4 separate regions of the Homo sapiens genome follow, and regions 2, 3 and 4 are each linked to region 1. The links are chromatin loops, found by intact Hi-C in ENCODE. Cell type or tissue: PC-9. All regions are shown on one strand.

The links. Peaks named below come from ENCODE experiments on the same cell type or tissue, not always from the same donor. Only the 100,000 strongest peaks of a DNase experiment are listed, where the experiment ranks them.
Region 2: it touches region 1 in a loop (4-fold over the local background); 4 of 110 quality-filtered maps call a loop at or near these places.
Region 3: it touches region 1 in a loop (6-fold over the local background); 2 of 110 quality-filtered maps call a loop at or near these places.
Region 4: it touches region 1 in a loop (5-fold over the local background); 3 of 110 quality-filtered maps call a loop at or near these places.

Annotation. Positions count from the first base shown.
Region 1 is chr6:11,768,026-11,773,025 of GRCh38, forward strand. ADTRP (androgen dependent TFPI regulating protein) reads right to left here. Exons shown (of 6, transcript NM_032744.4): 2 at 224-358. Among named protein-coding and RNA genes, the nearest start is that of ADTRP, 8.3 kb to the right of the region's middle. RefSeq lists enhancers at 1,939-2,462, 2,463-2,984, 2,871-3,165, 2,985-3,508. In PC-9, no CTCF peak of the experiment used is centred here; DNase peaks (open chromatin) are centred at 2,356, 3,036, 3,656, 4,596 and 2 weaker places; H3K4me3 peaks cover 3,409 bases; H3K27ac peaks cover 5,000 bases.
Region 2 is chr6:11,849,543-11,854,542 of GRCh38, forward strand. No RefSeq gene overlaps it. Among named protein-coding and RNA genes, the nearest start is that of ADTRP, 73 kb to the left of the region's middle. RefSeq lists an enhancer at 3,174-3,233. In PC-9, no CTCF peak of the experiment used is centred here; a DNase peak (open chromatin) is centred at 1,939; H3K27ac peaks cover 501 bases.
Region 3 is chr6:11,683,395-11,688,394 of GRCh38, forward strand. No RefSeq gene overlaps it. Among named protein-coding and RNA genes, the nearest start is that of ADTRP, 93 kb to the right of the region's middle. In PC-9, no CTCF peak of the experiment used is centred here; DNase peaks (open chromatin) are centred at 2,177 and 2,507; H3K4me3 peaks cover 706 bases; H3K27ac peaks cover 2,562 bases.
Region 4 is chr6:11,866,579-11,871,578 of GRCh38, forward strand. It overlaps LOC102724379 (a long non-coding RNA gene), which reads right to left and starts at 2,022. Exons shown (of 3, transcript XR_007059913.1): 1 at 1,528-2,022. In PC-9, no CTCF peak of the experiment used is centred here; no DNase peak of the experiment used is centred here.

The sequences.
Region 1 (5,000 bases):
AAGCCTTTGCAGAGGTACAAAAGCTAGTGATAAAGCTGATCACTAATGTGCCATATTTCCTAAAGACACTGGGCAATGTGGCGCAGTCCTCAGACAGGACATTGTTGTAAATGCAGTGGGTGTGGTTTCCAATTATGGGCTCCCAAACAGCTTGGCTGCCCAGGAGAAGCGTCTGTCCATATGCACATTTCTGTTAGATTATGTACACATCTTTGAAACTTACCGTGGATACAGGAAAAGCCAGAGTGGTGAAAAGCAGGTCTCTGAAGGCAGTTAGGAACTTAATGTCTTTTCCCCCTTTGGTTCTTTTCAGCACATCATCCAGGCAGGTGACCCCGTAGAAAATGGTCTGCAAGAGCTAAATCCATTACAACAAATGAGGGCATTTTCATTTACTTTAATTAATACCTTCTTCACTGATGGAAAACTCCATCCCTCTGAGAGTAATGTGGCTTTGAGAGGGAGAGGGCTGTTGGGTTGTTTTGGTTGAGAGCCAATTCAAGGGCTGGGCTTCCAGCTCATTGGGTCCTGACCCTGCTCGCTAAGACTGATTGAGCAAATTTGTTTAGGGGACAATAATGTGTACAGTATTTAGTGTAATGGACTTGAGCTAACATGGAAACAAAATAAAGAGTCAGCCTAAAAGGGGAATGTAAGGAGATGGATACCTTGACGGCACAGAGGTTGGAAGAACCAAATAAACAGCTCAAAGGCAAAGAGGCAGATACAGGGTGGACAGAGTCAGGAGTCTTCCTGGGAAGGAAAATTAGGAAAAATGCCTAGTGCTGAAATCTCACTAGAGAAACTGGAATCAGGTCAAGAGGACCACCACGAATCTCTGTGCTCTCCCAAGAAAGGCACACAAAAGGGTGCCTTGCTCAGCCGAAGAAGAGCCGGTGCACTTTCTTCCTTAAATAGGGCACCTGCAGGCCTCACCGAGACAATCTGGCCGTGGCAGCAATTTAAATCCAAGGGGATAGAGCAAGCCATGAGCGCTGGTGGGTTACTAAGTGCTGTGTGGCCCCCAAAGCCAGGAGAAAGAGAAGGAGGGTATTTTTCAAGAAAGTAATACGATATGGAAGGCAAGCTTTGTACATTCTTGTTGCTTTGTACAGTTCTGTGGTTTCTCATTTAAGAACTGGTAGGTCATGAAGATATGGAGTTTGGGGGGTGGGGTTAAGTTAGGCTTGCGACAGAATCCATCCAAATCCTTGAAAGCCCTGGACTGGTACAAGAGGGGTGGTCTGGACTCTGCTTTTAGGGTATAAGTCAGGAAGGTTCTAGAGCCTGGGGAGCTGGGCTGGGGATTGATCAAGGTGGCTGTTGGGGAACAATCTTTGAGCTCTGGACTCTAGGAAAGACCTAGCAAAGTCAGCCACATGCTGCTCCTGGGCTGAGGGCGTAGGCAGGAAATGATACAGAGGTGGGTCAGACCAGCTACACCCATCACCCAGGAGCTTGTTAGAAATGCAGGACCTCCATCCTATCCCAGACTACGGAATCAAAATCTCTGGAAATGGGGTCCAAGAGTTTGTTTTTTAAGAAGCTTCTCCAGAGCTTGTTAAAGATTGTTTATCTGGGTGGGATGAGGGGAGAAATTGAAAAACTACCTATTGGGTACTAAGCTGATTACCCGGGTCACAAAATAATCTATACTTATATAACAAACCTGCAAATGTACCCTTGAATGTAAAATAAAAGTTAAAAAAAAAAAAGAAATTTTTGGCCAACCTTATTAAGATACACTTTACAGAATATAAAATATAGATTTTAAATGTAGAAAAAGATTATTTAATCTTTATGTAGGCTAAAGCTAGAACCACTGAATGAGACCCAAGTTTAGCCCTCAAAAATCTTACTACTCAAAGCTATAAAGCGGACTTTTATTCATTACTTGGTATGTGCCAGGCACTGAACTGTGTTTCATTCTCATAACAACCTTACGAGCCAAGTCCTATCATTAGACTCCCCCGCCCACCACCATTTTACAAACGAGGAAACAAACCTGCCTAAAGCTTCCTGGCTGGTAGATGTCAAACCCAGCAGTCCTGTTCTTGAGCTAGACTTCGAAAAAATAAAAAAAATTATCAGGTTTCTGAGCGTAGTTCAGATAAAGCATTGTGGGAGGTCAGAAGAGAGACAATTATCTCCAGGTGGGAGAATGAACGACCACTTCACAAACCACCGCTGCCTGGTTCCCACCCCCAGAGATTCTAATGTAATCAGTCTGGGGCTAGGGCCTAGGGGTTGGGATTTTTAAAATCCTCCCAGGTGATTCTAATCACGGGCAGCTGAGGCTGAGAACCACCTGCCTGGAGGAACTTCCGTTTGGAAATTCAGACCCTGCAGTCTCAAGAGAGGCGGGGCTGGGGAGATGCAGGCTGTTGAGCCCTCCTGTGGAACAAGATTGCAGGAAAGGGAGAGAGGAGAGGGGAGAACAGAAAAGCAGGCAGCAGACAGCAGGGAAAGGTCCTTGTCTAAGGGACAGGAAGGGAAAGGGACATAAAGGTACTAAAGAACGGCCGGGGGTAGAAGAGCCAGAAGATAGGAAATCATGGGCCCTGGGGTGGAGGAGCTTTCGAACCAGAAAGGGGTGTCCCAGGGAGGGGTGGGGCAACAGCTTTAAATGGCAGGAAGGGGTTGCCACCCTAATACTTCTCATTATTGCTGGTGATTTTGACATTCACACCCTCAGGGCTGCAGAATTTGGATGTGTAGTCATTTGCACAGGGAGTTGGGAGAAGTTCCCTCCTCTCTCCCTCCCCCACCAGTAGCCTCGCCTCACCCTGGTTTCACTTCCAGCCGCTCAGGCCGCAGCAGGCCAGGCTGCTGCTGTAGTTAGGAAGAGCAGGCACAGGCTTGGGCCCAGGGGAAGAGGCCTGCGCTGTTCTATCAGCAGGGCAATTAATCCCATCCTGAGCCTGGGCCAGGCCTTCCCTCTCTGGGGAGAGGCCGCCTCCGCCCGGCGTGTGAAGTCCATGTGACCTGCTTTCCTCAGGCTGGAGCTTCCTAGAGTCATCGTGAGTCAAGCTCCTCCTGACTTTCTCCTGCCTCTCCCAGTCACAGGATGTGGAAATCGGATTGGGGGAAAGAACGCATTACTCAGATCCTCCGGGCCTTCTCCATCAATAAAAACTTGCTTTACACCTCCAACTTGTCAATCCCCTCTCCCTCTCCACCCCAGCTCACGGTTACTTCTCAGGCTTATGGCACACGGGCCTCTCTAGGTGCCCACGGTGTGTGCCAGGCAGCCCTGTCGCCATCGAGCTTACTCAACATTGAGGCGTCTTTGTCCGAATTCACCACAAGCAGGTGGAACCCCCGCGTGGGGGCTCAGGAGGGAGGCACTAGGGAGCCGCCAAGGAAAAGAAACCTGCAAGAGCTGGGGCGTGAAGGGGCTGCCAGGAGCAGCTGGGGCACACGGAGAGCGAGAGAGCCTCTCCCAGGCTCCATGGGGAGGCTTCCAGGAGGGCAGCAGGGACAGGTGTGGATCAGCCCATCCCACCCGAACGGTCTGCTTATTCTCCAAAGACGATGCAATGTTTATAAAACTCAGGATGAGCTTGACTCACGATAACAGACGGAGCGATCAGGGGAGGCAATGTTAGCTGTTATGGGCTAATTTATATCCCCCACCAACCACCACCAAATTCATATGTCGAAATCCTAACCTCCAGGACCTCAGAATATGACTGTATTAAAGTGGTGATGAAGTTAAAATGAGGTCACGATGGTGCACCCTAATTCACTATGACTGGTGTCCTTATCAGAAAGGGAGATGAGGACTACAGACACACACAGAGGGAAGACCACGTGAGGGCACAGGGAGAAGGCGGCCATCTGCAAGCCAAGGACAGAGGCCTCAGGAGAAACCGACCTTGCCCACATCTTCAACTTCCAGCCTCCAGAACTATGAGAAAATCAATTTCTGTTGTGTAAGCCCAGTCCATGGTAGTTTGTTACGGCAGCCCTAGGAAACTATACAGTAGCATTAAAATATGATCGCCACAACTGGTCTTCTTTTGAGACTCTTACAACAAAATTACTATCATTTACATTTCACAGCTATTTTGGCCGCCCAGAAAAGCCCAGACGTAACGGCATCTACTTATTCTAAGTTTATTTCAGACCTGCTGCTCCCTGATTTATCCTTTCTCCTGGTTCTTCCCTAATTCTGTTCCCACTGCGTGTTCCGTGCCTTTTCCTGAAATGCTGCTTCTGAGTTCGTTAGCTGTCTTTTGTTTCTGTTGCTAGCTGACAAACTAACACCTGCGACAAAGCTGAATTGACACTTTTAAATAACTAATGCAATTCAAAAAACTGCAGTTAAAGGATATTTAGTTTTTACATTCATGTGTTTTCACAAACCCACAAAAATCTTCAAATCGTGGAAGCTTAGCCTTTCCAAGTCATCAAGCTTATCTCTTGCCTTTAAGCCAGAGCCCTCTCTCTTTAAACTACCTTAGGAAATGAGAATTTCTTCTATTTAAAAAGTAATTCCAGGGAGGGAGATTCCACAAGTTTCCTGAGCAAGACATTACAAGTCTTATTGGATGAGTCAAGTAATCCAACACCTAACTCAGGACTGTGCCTGACTCAGCCAGGCGGGACTTTCTTATTTCTCTCCTTTGAAATGATGCAAGAATTTGCGGTGGAAGACTACACCAGAAGAAAACAGCAATTGGGGGCTGTGATGAGTCCTTTATATAACAGTGGTGGTTGTGTTTGGGGCAGGTACTTTGCCAAGTATATCTGTATTCGTATGGAATATAGGATTTCTGTCATCATTCATACACATTTAACTTAAGAAACTGAGATTAAAGGATGCAATAAAGAACACAGGAGGAGAAAGAATGTGCAGAACCACAGTTTGGAATAATGAAGAGAAAAATGAGACCAAGAGCATCAAGGGACAGGTTGGAAAGAAGTACCAGAATGCTTGGCCAATGTCGCATAGCTGAGGACAACGGGCTTCAGTACAGCAGTAGGGTGGCTGTGGG
Region 2 (5,000 bases), 82 kb after region 1:
TTGTTGCAAACCTCAATTAACTTCTTTATCTTCCTGACTAGAATATAAACTCTGTGATAGTTCTATCAACAAGGCCCAGGGCCATGGTTAGATAACCTCCTGCATACACATCATAGTGTGTATGTTGGCCTGTACCCCACACAAATTTTCCCATACACACACTCACTAACACTCCCCAAATACTCTCAGAGACCCACGCCCACAACACATGTTCTCTCATCTTTCAGCAAGATGTCAACATCACACCCAAATGTGGTATCAACGTCACCCATACAGTGGGGTATACAGTGACAACATCCCTCATAGACAAAATGTCAGTGTCACCCACAGACATAGTGCCAACATCCTACACAGACTTAATTTTTGTCCATATTTATCCCCAGTGTCTCTCAGCGCATATGACATAGTAGATGTTTAATAAAGGCACATTGAATGGAGAGCTACGGGCTGCTGCAGGAGGAATGGATTTGTATGAGGGTTTGATGTCTGAGCTAAGCAAAAGGTGCATATAGTTTCTTAATGAGCCATCGGTAGGTCTGCTGGCCAAGACGAGTAACATCCCAGGAGATGGTGAGAAAACTGACTGCAAAGTCATCTCAACCCACTGTCAGTGTTCTTAGGGGAATAAACTATGGGCACAGAAAAAACACCAGAAATTCAGAGGAGATAGGTACTATGGTTTTCAATACAGACTGGTTAGATTCATGTCAACCTCAGAAATAATGATAATAACATTTTGTGAATATTTAGTAAAAAGTAGTTGTTTTCACCAGGAATATTGGAATCTCACTTCTTGTGGGATAGGTTAATTAGTCTATTGAATCAAAAAAATGAGACAGACTCCATGTACATAGACTTCAGTGGTCTATTTGACAAGGTCTACACTACTCTGTTCTAAATGAGGTGAGCACAGAAAAGCAAGAGGATGTTGTCTTGGTGTCAGTTAGTGGGAAATGCAAGTAGGTTTCTAGTGGTTAGTCCTAGAATTTTGTTCTCAACCTCGTCCTATTTAATAGTTTATCCAACACTTGAATGAAGATCCAGGAGGCACATGGAGTGGATTCATAGATAACATCTGTCATCAAAATACTTTGCAAGCCAATATAAGGAACCTGAGAGGATTCAATAATAAGAGGAAATGGTATGCATGTTGTCGGATGAAATTTGACAAGAACAAAATATAAGGCTCTGTAACATCTTCTCAAACAGCATCTGTATGTAGGTTGAGGGAACTTGTGGCTCCCCACACTATGAGTTAACGGTGTGATTTAAGGCTTCCCTAAAGGAAGTAAAGAACAGATAACGAAGGAAATGGTAGTCCCGTTTTCTGCATGCTGATGGATCACACTTGGAATATTGCTTTTGACTCAGGTAGGTACCAGACTTTCTAGGTGGATCAAAGGTGGAAAAGAGCAAGTGAAGTATTTAAGAGTCCTGTAACCATGTCTGAGGAGAAAGAGTGGAAGGATCTGGAATGAACGGCCTGCAGAAGGGATGGTCCAGGGGCCACAGCAAATCGTCCTTCATATCAGAAGGGCTGTCACATAGAAGTGAGATCTTGTTGGTCTGTGTGATTGATCCCACAGGTAGAACTGAGACCAACAGGTGCAAGTTGCTGGATACAATCACATTTTGTATTATAAGCAAGAGACTTAGAATAGTCACATCAATAATTAGAAAGACATTTACCAATATGTTGTTGGTTCAATCTTTAGATGGGAGATCAGCCTGAATGAACTTCTAATGTGCATTTTTCCCTCCATGTAAAAAATATGCCAGTAGCCTTGTATGGTCAATTGTAAAAATAACCCCAAATTCCTCCCATACCTTTATGCACACTCCTTTGCAATGTGGTGTGGTAGCATCTCCCATCAAGAGTTTATTTCTCAACCCCTTGAATCTGGGCTTGGCCCTGTGACTTTTTTTTGATTAATGGGGCATCAGCAAATGTGACTCATTTGTGAAGGAGAGGCTTCAAAAGTGCTTGTGTCTCAGGGCTTTCCCTAATGCTGCCCCTGGGAATCCTGAAACTGCCATGAACCTAGACTGGCGAGCTGGAGACTCTTGACTCAGCCAGCTGTCTCACTCCAGTTAACTACCAGTACCAACAGCCAAACACGTGAGTAAGGACATCGTAAACCAAGCAGATCCCAGAAGAACGGCCCACTGACCACAGGTGGATGACTGAGCCCAGGCAAGACCAGCAGAACTGCTCTGCTAAGCCCAGTTCCAACTGCTGTATCAGAATCATTAACTAATAAACGATTGTTATTTTCAGCCACCATGCTTTGGGGTAGTTTATAACACAGCAAAAATGGATATATCATAGGCAATACTCTGTCCCAAAATATATCCAGGTTGTTTTCTTTCACGCACTCTTTTCAAGGGGGGATTTGAGCATTTTTCTTTTCTTAGTTAAGACAGAATCTACTCTTAATAGTACAGGGAACCAATGTGGTGGGTTGAAATGGTGGAAAAGTAGCGGAAAATACGGCAAACCCAGAAAGACTTCTGTTGGCCTAAGATTTTTTTAAAAGGTTTACTGACATGGATAATTGATTACATGGTTGACTGTCCAACTGACGGCTGAATGAGAACAGTCGCCAAAGCCATGAGCCGACAGACAATATGGGGCTGCAGCTTTCGGTTTCTCCACTAACGGTAGAGGCAGATTGAAACTTTTCATTACCAGGTCTTCACATGTCTTCATATTCTTGATATTAATAACTCCACTTTGTATAGCACATTTTGGTTCAAAAAACATTTTTGACATCCATTATTTCAGGTATTTATAGTTAGCATTTCGCACTGAGAATATTAGAGGTATGTACAACAGATGCATTTAGTTGGGGTGTGCAGAGAGTTAGGTTCTTGCATCAATTTTGCTGCAGCAGTGCAGAACGAGAGTGGAGGAGAGGAGGGAGCAGGGTTAATAGGTCAAGGGAAAGCCCCCTCCCACCCCCTCAGCACCGCCCTGCTGAGGAAATAAGCTGTTCTCCCTATTCCATTGCCCGCAGAAGGCAGCTGAAGACTTCCCATACTGCCGTAGTTCAAAGGACCAACGCTCAACACATGATTTCCTCTATTTGCTTTCCTTGGTGTGATAGCCTCTTGAGGAAATGCTATTTATTTATTTACGTATTTCTTTATTTTTAGGAACATGTCTGGCCTGATTTGAAGCTGCTACATCTACTTTGAAAGAAGCCACATAACCTTTGCTGCTACTTCATTTCAAGTTTTCCTTTGAATTTTCTATTTCCTGAGCTGGGAGAAATGAGAGGATGCACCCTCTCCCTTTCTAACAGGTTAGACCAGGCAGAGGCCTAAAAATGGCGTCTCAGGGTTTTATCAAAGCCTTGAACTTCTGGCAGGAGCTTCCTTCTTTCAAGCTATGCCGGCTTTCTTCATGACTTTGATTCACATCTTCTTTGTCCTGCTATTACAAAGGAGCTGTCCATGTCTTCTCCACTCTCTTGGGGAGTATATGTATTCCTTGTTTATTCCTCCTCTAAATCAGAGTCTTATAAATATTCAGAAGTGCTGGCCAGCAAAGAGACTTGGAGTCAGGATTTTTGGGTTGGTGGATTTTTTTTCCAATTCAAGCTTTTGGACACGTGTTCCTCCAGGAAGCTTGGAGCCTTATCCTACTGCAGACCTCCAGATCCTTTGAGGCCAACTGGCTGGCTAATTAATTAATGGACCGGCTGATTTAGCAAATGGCCTTACAGAGGTGTTACTAAAACACTAAAAAACAGAACGATTTTATTTACAACCTCATCATCCCACAAGTCAAACAGGATTCATCTTCCGTAGGGCTCTGTGATGGTTGTTTCTCAGGACTAGATATTGTTAGAGATCAAATATAGTTATATATATTTCTGTGTCTATATATATATATATATATATATGGATGTATATATAGGTGTGTGTTTATATAGATATATATATATAGACATTTATGTATATATGTCTACGGATCTAACACTCCAAAAATCTTAGCATGGAAAACACTTTGAACTTATAAATAAGCCATTTTCACTTAAAGATTCCCCTTCTTTCACTAGAAACCTTTTACACTTTGTTTCCCCTCCCCACCTCAACACCCTGCTAGCTTCCCTCCCACCCCCCACCCTGGAACAACAGATTGGGTTAGTGCTAGAAAATGTCTTTTATGGGCAACTTAGGCAACATTCCGTTGTCAATACAATCAACAGAAGTCAGAAATGTCAATATTAGGCAACAGTCAAAAAATTCAAATGAGTTTCTGGAAGTTGTTCCATTTCAGCCCCCTAGTAATTTCTGAGTAATTCCTTCATTTGCCTTCCAAACACTTGGCACAATATTATCTTCAGGGCACAAGCTATGCCCATTAAGCAAATTTATCCAAGCAAAACTGTGCAGCAAAAAGTGGTTTAACATATTCCAAGGTTCAATGTCTCTTTTTTAAGGCAGCTGCTCCTCTCAGCAAAAATAGAATTTAGGGAAGTGCCAACCACAGCATCCTGGGGACTGAAACATCTTTACACATAGTTGTTCTATTTTCAAATAAGAATATATATATAGATATAGATGATGTTTAAACATTGCAAAGCTTAAAGGCATTCACAGAGAGATTAATTGTTGTGTGTGACTATAAGTAACACAAGGCTGAGATTAATAATCTGCTCAGAGAACTATTTTTCATGCGACACACAGAATCTTATTGTGTGTATTTCATTATTGCTATCTGATGGTCCCAAGGGTTCACTGTGTTTATATAAAGATTCCTTGCCTCTTTCCAGAGCCTGGAATGTTTATATTTTAGCACATAATCTTCAGAGACTCTGATGTGAAAAGTAGAATGTGTTTTTAAAAACTCGTTGTGTATTTTCCAGAGTTATTTACAAAAAAAAAATTTTTATTGAATTTGCATTGATCAGTAGTTCCCAACCAGAGGTGACTTTGCTTCCCAGGGGACATTGGGCAATGACTGGAGATATTTGTGGTTGTCACAACTAGCA
Region 3 (5,000 bases), 85 kb before region 1:
TGTGTTACAATTGAGGGTAGTAAAAATATAACTGGAGCAGAAAAAGACTTAGACAAATTTGCAATGCTTGTAAAGATGTAAAAATTTTTAAGCCTATGTTTATTTGTTGTAGTATCTGTTACAGGTATCTTGTGAAAAATACATTAATCTGTTGTGTATTATTAAACCAGTCGTACCAGTGGTGAACTTCATTTACGATTGTAGATTTTACTGTCGGTTCCATGAATTTTTGTCAGAGATAGAAGCTAAACATTAAACATGGCAGTTTTATGGTTTAGCAGTGGTAAAGTTTTATTGCAATAAAAATTTTGAGCTGAGGGATAACACTGAATTTTTTCTGAAAGAGAAGAACTGGTTTAAACCATTATTATCAAACACTGAATAGCTTTGGAAATTAGCCTTTGCTACAGACTAAATAATGTTTATTAATGAATTCAACCTAAAATCATAAGGCAAATGTCACTTATATATGTGAAGCTTAACTATAGTAAAATTACTTTGACAACTAATGTTTGAACTGCAATTAATGTCAAGCTGCTTTATACACTTTCTAATCTGTCAATGGTTAAAACAAGAATGAGATCTCCATTCCCACATAAATTTGCAGTAGATACATTCTCAAGCTCAGACAATGGTTACGGCAATGTTTTTCAGACCTCAATGGAAGTGCAAAGGAAATTTCAGTATTTCGAAACTGATTTAGTTGTACAATTGAGGAACTTCTTGCAATGTAATGACCTGTTAACAGGCAAATATAAGGGAAGAGTCTAGTAAAATTCCATAAATACCTTCTAAGCAATGAATACACTCAAATAAAAATCCATGCTCCTGAATTTCATGTTAATATTTGGTGATGCCTATCTGTATAAAAATGTAGTTTCAAATATTAGATTAAATGTATAAAAGTTCATTAAAGATCAAAATGACAGATGATATTAGCAAACAACTTTAATGATAGAAAACACTAATTTTGAACCTGAATTAAGTGAAATGTTATCCCCCCAAAAAATTCCTTTTCCTCATTAGTATTACAAAAAAAGTACTCAATTAGTAGTATTATATTTTAAGTTTCATCAACAAAAATTTTGTAAAAATTTGTGTTATCTTCTGTAATATAAGTACCTATATAACATCATTAATTTTGCTTCTTGAAGTGAAAAGTCTAAAATATTTACTATCTGTACCTTTACAGGGAGAGTTTGGTAAATCCTGACATAGATTAAGTAACATTTTCATGGGTAGTCCATCTATTTCATTTCCAAGGACACTGTGGTCAGCAATGACCACTGTAAGTCAAAAACTTTCTAATTATCACTTTGTCTCTCCTGTACTTTTCTGTAAATGCATTTCATCTTTCTTTGGTAGTAAAAACTACCAAATGACCTATGTCACTCTGGGATCTCATATTCCCACCAAAATATCAATGTGGAATCCTCACCGTCATTTGAGGCCTACAGATGACAGCCACCATATAGCTAACATGCAAGAATGCTGATGCTCTCTTCACCAGTGAATTTCTCAATTGTGAAGGAAGCATCTTTGGGCCACCTTGGGATGTGGAGAGTAGAGGCAGGGTGTTCAGGGAACACATTATAAATGTGCTTCAACATTGTTGTATTCCTAAGACTCCAGATTCCTTCACATTTTGCCAAGGAAGTTCAGGCATGTCAATCTCATTAAACATAAGCCATGGTTGAGTCAATCTATCAACCAGGCAAACTGCTAGAGCCACATCTAGCTTCACGAGATAAAATATTAAATCCGGGGTTTCTGGTAAGTGCACTCACATCAATAAGTTCAATAAAATCCAGTCCACTTGTTATATTTCATTCTCCTTGGTCTAATACCCTTGGAATAAACTCCCACACATATTTTTTTCAGGATTCTACCACTAAAATTAGCATAATCTTACAACTGTTTTAGCATGTAAGTTATTTCCTCCTGGGTCAGACTTTGTACTTGCCCTTAGGGAACATGCTGAGATCGGGCCCTTATTATGGGTATAGTGAGAAAAGGAATGGTCAGAATGGGTTGATGAGAAGACGTATTTCATGGCAAGGCAACTGCCCCATTATTAAAGTTTATTCAAGAAGCAGAAGGCTGGTCTCTCCAGGTATGTGAGGATAGGCATCTTCTGCTGGCAAAGGAGGTCAGATGACTCAGGGGTTCAGAATTCTGAGCTTGCTATGAATCCATCCTGATGTCATTCTTTCGAGTCTAAGGGTCATTATCTTTTCTAGTTGATACCCAACCTTCACTTGAGAAACTTGAGAGTCTATAAATTCAAATTCAACTTTCAACTCTGAAATCTGTGCAATTAACTTTTGTGTCTTATTTTCAGCAAACAAGAGAAAGAAATGATATTCTTTCAGGACTGGCCTGGAAGCTTCTTAATTATCTATGACTCAAGCTCAGAACTTAAAGAAGCAGGCTTTTTTTTTTCTTTCTTTCTTTTTTCCTTATGCAAGTGCTTTAGGGCATTCAGAGGGAGCCATTCCATACTATCACCCGTGTAGTCATCGTAGCTGCTGCAGTAGTCAAATGCAGAGGACATTTGGTTCTTCCAAGGCTCTTGCTTTAGTAAGCACTTGAAAAGCAACCACAGGTAATAGTTTTATAAACTGTGATGTCACTGCATGCCACTGGTTACTGGAATTCCATTTGCCATTAGCAGGAAGTTCAGCACTGCATTCAAGATGAGGGACCCAGCCAAAGCAAACCCACAATTCCATTGTTGATGTTTGGTCCTACTGATTTGGGTTCTAGACCCCCAAGGAAAGGATAGCCACCTGCTAGTGTTTCTGAGGGGGTATGAATATTGGAAAACTACAACTGGAATCTTCTGCTACTTCCCTAACCATCCCTGCCAAAGTAAAGGAGTGAGGCTGGGCGATGATGACAGCAACGGTACGCAAACAAGAAGAGTGAGTGCCTTCTTCTTCTCCAGCCATCTGGTCTTCCTCCACCCACCACTATTAGAGGAGGCACACCTGGGGCCAGGCACAGTGGCTCATGCCTGTAATCCCAGCACTTTGGGAGGCTGAGGTGGGCGGATCACTTGAGGTCAGGAGTTTGAGACCAGCCTGGCCAACATGGTGAAACTCCATCTCTACCAAAAATACCATCTCTACTAAAAATACAAAAATTAGCCAGGGTTGTTGGTGGGTGCCTGTAATCCCAGCGACTCAGGAGGCTGAGGTGGGAGTACAGGAGATTCGCTTGGACCTGGGAGGCAGAGGTTGCAGTGAGCCAAGATTGCACCACTGCACTCCAGCCTGGGTGCAGTGAGACTCTGTCTCAAAAAAAAAAGAAAAAAGGAAAGAAAAGGAAAGACACACTTGGAGGGAGCTGGTAAAGCAGAAATGGGATTTGCAAAGTCAGCCCCAGAATCACAAAGCCAAGTATAGAAGCATGAGTTTGAGTTTGATACCGAGAGAATAGCTTAATAACTGGCTCACTAATAAAGTGCACTAGGATGAAGTTTTAGCCACTTTTTCATTTAGTACACTTGTAAGACATGGTTAGAGTCTGGGCTGTAATTAAGGATATAGGAGAGGACATATATTTTCCCTTGAAAAGAAAATATTATTGGTTTCCCTATGAAATGTTTCTTTTTAACGTAGTCTCTGTGGAGTCACTCATTTACACTGTGAGCATTATTTATTAGCTCACGGATTTATAGAATACAAGTCAGGATGCACCTTCTAGGTTTATGGTGTTTGCTGCTGGGGGATTCTGTAGAATGGGAAAGAAACCTCATTTAAGCTAAGTTATGTTTTCAGCTGTGCCAGTAGCCAATTTATTTGAAGTTGGCTAGAGTCTTAGTCAATTTTCTTTTGCCACAGTCCATTATTTATCAACAGAGGTCTGTGTTAAAGAGAGAAAGAGATGAAAGAAAGAAAAAGAAAGAGAGAGGAACATACATTTAAAAATATATAAACACTTCATCGCGGCTCCTTGATCCATTTTCACAATCTCCCAGGGATTTGGGGAGAGGGAAGGAAGTGTGAGTCCCTTGCTTTAGGCACTGATTATATAAGGTGAGATTAATTTTCCCACATCGTGTATGGAATCCATCTCCTTGCTTGGCAGTCATAGTTCTGCCTCACTTAAATCTATTTGCATCTAGCTAAGCCCACAGAGGAGGGTGTAGCTTAGAATAGAATTTTGCCTTTCCAATGCTTCTTTGGGAACTTTTCAGGATGATGATAAAGGAAATAATATGGTTAGCTTCAAACGTGCTCATAATTCTTCTGCAACAAAAATTGAAAGCGAGGGGTTGAGAGAAAGGAAGAGACCTGGCTATCTTCTGGGTCATGCTGGAATGCGCTGTTGGTTTTCAAAGTGTGAGGAGTGTTTCAAGATAGTAGGGATCAGGGACAGGCCAAATGGACCCTGTGATGGGGGCCTCTGTTATCCTTCACTGCAGTTAATTAATAGCCTAAGGGAGAAGATAAAGGAGAAGAGAAATGCTTTAGAAAATAAATAAATAAAACGTGGGTACAGGGTCAAGTAGTGCTCTCGCTGTAGAAGGAGATGATTATTGTAATTAGCAGCAATGCATATGGATCGTGCCAATTTGTGAAAGCTGTGAGGGTGTCGTATTTCTTCTATTCTCTCCTCCTACAATCCTCTGCTAACTCGGCTACTCTTGTTAACCTGGTTACTCTGCTGTCTTTGTTTCTTCTCTTTCTCTCTCTCTCTCTCTGTGTGTGTGTGTGTGTGTGTGTGTGTGTGTGTGTGTGTGTATGTGCGTACGTCTGTAGGTAGCTAGATACATGGCTGTGGTAAGTAGTTCTACAGCAGGCAAATATCCCAAAACAGTCGAAAGGGCCAATGTTCTTAGTTGAATGCGACTCAAAATGCAACCAAGTCCATGGTTGCCTGTGATTAATATGAACTAACCCCCTCCCACTTGAGGATGAGAGAGGAGGATTGTGTTGCCTTAATATTCACAATTGTCCATTATCTCGCATATCAAAGAATGACTGAATTTTAAA
Region 4 (5,000 bases), 99 kb after region 1:
ACAGTGCCCCTAACTGCAGGGAGGCTGTGATGAGCATTATGGAGAACATACAATGGGCATCGCTCAGACATGAGTGATAGTGCTGTTAGCCCTGAGTTCAACATTAATGAAATCAACAATATATGTTAAATAAGATGTCTTTGAACGGGAACAGTTTATGTACTCATCAGTTGATAAAAATGCTGTGACCAGGAACCTAACCATGCATTTCCCCACGGCCATTGTTCAGTATTTGATAATTCAGTGCTCCCTGTGATTTTATAGGATGCAACTACCACAAATAACAAGAATCAACTGTACTGGCCTCCTACCATAAGAAATACACATTCATAAAGACACAATAAAAGAAGATGTGCAAAGCTATGGTTTTTAGATGACTAAAAATTATCTTCTAAAATATCAAAAGAAATATCAAAGAAAATAGACTTTAATTATTATCATAGATGTCTTGGTGTCCTGTGAACAGGTTGGCCATGTTTGGTTGAACTGTAAAGACACACATAGTTCTTAAGGTATTGTGTATATACTCCATATTTTTTTTTCTTGCCTTCATTTCGGCAAAGACACCAATAATGTTGTTATAATAAAGATTTCCATATAGTTTGTTCTATGGTTAAGAATAAACCAAAGAATTAAAAATGTAATTGTATGCAATATATACAAAATATAAATATATTTTATCTAAGAGCAAATTTAAATAAATACTAAAATTGAAAAATTTAAATATTTATTTTTTATTGTTATCTTTCTTCCAAAAGTTAGTTTTCTATTAAAACTAAGAGAAAAAATAGAAATTGTGTTACATGAAATCAAAATGTATAATAAGTTGTTTACATAGAAATTATGATTAATACGTATCAACTTTTAAAATAAAACTTAATGTATTAACATTTTACACTTATTAAGTGTTTTAATAAAACCATTCACAGTTCTAGCTTTCAATATCTATCTAGTTGCCAACATAAAGCACTGGTATCACTCAAGCAACCTCTAGATCTATATATAAATTTAAAATAATATGATTGTTTAACATAGCAAAATGTCTCTTAGCTACTATGTGCAACTACTGAAAAGACCTTGTTAATTCCCAAGTACCTGCAGAACCACAAACAGGAGGAGAAGCAGGAAATGAATGCTGGGCAACACTGAGAAACAGTATTTTGTTGTACAAGAATAGAAGGATTGGGCCGGGTGCCGTGGCTCATGCCTGTAATCCCAGCACTTTGGGAGGCCAAGGTGGGTGGATCATTTGAGGTCAGGAGTTCAAGACCAGCCTGGCCAACATAGTGAAACCCTGTCTCTACTAAAAATAAAAAAATTAGCTGGGCGTGTTGGTGGGCGCCTGTAATCCCAGCCACTTGGGAGGCTGAGGCAGGAGAACTGCTTGAGCCTGGGAGGTGGAGGTTACACTGAGCCAAGATCAGGCCACTGCACTCCAGTCTAGGCGACAGAGTGAGACCCTGTATCAAAAAAAATCAATCAATTAATGGAAAATAATAGAAGGATTTGGCAAATTAATTAACTTACCTTTTCTGTCTCCCAAAAGATCTCACCACTTAAATTTTCCCTATACTCTGGAGTAGTGCTTTTGTCTGTGCTGACAACAGGGATGCAACCCCAGAATTTCCATAGCATTCAGATGCAGTCATTTACTGTTTCAAGGACATTAGACAAAGATGTTGAGAAGCATATCCCTGGGCCATGAACAATGTCAGTCATCAAAAGGGATATCTGAGGTCGAGCTGTGGCAGATCTGGGCCCTGAATCTGAGCCGTGTCTAAGAAGGTGCTGAGTACTCCTAATAAAGGTAAAAGGGGCTGCATTGAGAAGGAAAGTCGCTGCAAGCATTCCTGATCTCACTGGATCATGGTGCACATTAGGCCATTGGCTGGACACAGCCACATGGACGTCTGGTGACCGTGGCACGGTGCGCTGCATCTGAAGTACCCGCCTGGGTTGGCTACAGCTCTGAAATGAATTAAACCCTTTCTCCTGGTTGAAGCTGAGTTTCCTGCTATCAGCATAGCAGAAGACACTTGCAGCCTTAAGTACAAAATGAGGTAATATTGTGAAATGTTTATTGTTGTCCATGTGATTCTTGGAGGGCATCTAACTATGGATTCCTGTTCCATTGACTGGCCAAAGTCTATTCCCTCTTCCAACCTTTTGAATTAATTAAAGAAACACTTTTATTTTTTTTTGGTAACTGACTTACTTCTTCCACCTTAGACAACCAATTTCTCTTTGTTTTCTAAATGTAGCAACATACACTCTTTCCTAGGGCTCATCACGTTAATGGCAGCAAGAACAACAATAAAGGCAAGCGTTTCTGGAATGCTTACTAGCTGCCAGGCACTGTTCGAAGCACTTTAAATGTGTGCACGAATTTGTCCTCATAGCAAGCCCAAGAGATGAGCACATTTTTACCAGAGAGGAAACTGAGGCACAGAGGAGTTGAAGGGACCTGTCAGAGTAAGGTTACACAGGGAGTCTAACTCCAGTCCGTGTTCTTATGCAATTTGCTATATGATATTATGGGAAACGAAGAAATGGTACTTTTTATGTGCCATAGACATGCTTGGCTCATTTTACAGAAAAAAATAGATTTTCCTGCAAATGGGTTGAAAATAATACATACAAGAAAGAGCACTGTTATGTGTTCACTCATTGCTTTTCCTTCTGGGAGATGATGCCGTTGTCGATACCATTAATACTAGAAGTGGCTTCTATTTAGAACTCCTTATTGGCTTTTTTTTTTTTTTTTTGAGACGGAGTCTCACTCTGTTGCCCAGGCCTGGAGTGCAGTGGCACGATCTCGGCTCACTGCAAGCTCCACCTCCTGGGTTCACACCATTCTCCTGCCTCAGCCTCCTGAGTAGCTGGGACTACAGGTGCCCACGACTACGCCCGGCTAATTTTTTGTATTTTGTTTAGTAGAGATGGGGTTTCACCGTGTTAGCCAGGATGGTCTCAATCTCCTGACCTCGTGATCCGCCTGCCTCGGCCTCCCAAAGTGCTGGGATTACGGGCGTGAGCCACTATGCCCAGCTGGCATTTTTTTGATAAAGGGCCTCAGGTGTTCATGTAGAAAAGTGAACAGAAGAAAGAACTCCATGCAACCCATCACTGCTCAAAAATCTGCAAAGAACCTACAAACCTCAGGAATGTGTTTGCAATGCCCTGAAGTGTCACATTTCACTGGGCAGGAAACAGTTAAATAATTTCCCCCAAGGTCACCCCTAATGTCAGTAGAAGAGCTGGGCATGGAGCCCGGGTCTCTGGCTCCCCTCCCTGAATTTCAGGAAGCAAACTACACTCTGACATTTAATCAGTGAGACATTCTGTTTGTGTTTAAGCATTCCCTCGCAATATTTGCAACCCAAACCTTGTAGCATGGAGTCAGCGCCTGAGAAACTGGGAAGGACATCTGACCCAAAGCCAAACCGCCAGTACTAGATGTAGAAAGAATAAGTTAAATCTAGCCATGTTCAATAAATGATGCCATTAAAAAATCGTCTCTGAAGACTTTCTCCTAATCCCCAATGTGAACACAGGTCAAATTACATTATGGTAGATGTGGTCATTATAAGATTCCTGATCCTCAGCCAATGGCCCTCTCCCTTATTTCCAGCATATTCCTTGCAACCAAATTCTAGGACATTCTCTGAGAATTTGCTACAGAGGGATTTGATCTGTACCCTAAAAGGGTACCATCACACATCTAAAAGAGTGGAAGGCGTGCAATGGATGGCGACCGTCTATTAGCAGGAGGTTGAACTGCATGGTCTATTTTTCAGAACTCTGAGCGCTGAGCCAAGATTAAAGCAAGAGAACTGTCATGAAGGATTGGTGTTTTAGGCCTGAGGCAGCTTTGGTTTCACCTTGTCTACAATTATGGAAAGGCCTACATCTTGCCTGTTCTGGGTGGAAGAACAGACTGAAAAACGTTTACGCGCTTTACAAAACAGCTACATTTCCCTCTTGTTTTTCACCCCCCGTCCCCACCCTGCCTTCACCTTGGAGATGATCCTGTCAATTCAGTCCTGAAAAAGAACTTTCTTTCAGAACAGCTTCTTCCTGGTGCTCTCACTCCTTGACACTGGCCAAGGGTCCTCTTTGCCTCCAGAGGATGGATCCATCTTCCCCTACCGTGGAGACCATGAGAAGAAACATGGAGACACCAGGAGGCTTCAATTCGTCTCATACTGGAGTCTTCTTGTTGCATCTCTTTGTTTTCACATGACTATCTGCCAGGTTTCTGACTCTTTGTATCCCAGGAACCTTGTCTGGAGTCTTCATCACTGCCTGACTGGCCTTTGGGCCCCAGGATATGCCTTCCTGGGTCTATGGAAACTCACTAAGCCCTGAAAGACTGGTGGACTTTCTCATTCATCTGATTCAGAGTGAATGTATCTTGTGTATGTGAAGTCCCAGACTGGGCCACTCTTGGTATATGCTGTCCAATCTTAACACAGTATTAGTGAGCAGGAACCACCCATATAAGAACATAACTAGAAACCCCATCATGGGCTCAACGATCCCCTGTCAATGGGTGACAGTCACTCTGTGCCAGACTGGTCTGCCTGACACCACAGAGTCCACCAATGTGTGATCCATTGTATGGAAGGCATGCTTCAGACTGTCCCTTCAAAGCTCCTTTGTAGTCCTTTAGAGATTGTTTCAGTGGCCTTCCCTGGAGTGTTCTAGTTTGATTATGTCTTCTCTGTTGGATGTAAGGTCATACTGTAAGTCTCCAAAAGCCTATGATGTGATTTTCACTTGAATTTTCTACTAACACACAGTCCAGACAATTTGCTGCCTAAACATGATAGAATTAAGTAACAGTTTAATGTTTCCTATTAGCCATATGATTCTCATCTACTAAAAAAGATACCTGTATTAGTCTGTTTTCACACTGCTGACAAAGACATACCCGAGACTGGGTAACTTACAAAAGAAAGAGGTTTAATTGGACTTACAGTTCCAGTGGCTGGGGAAGA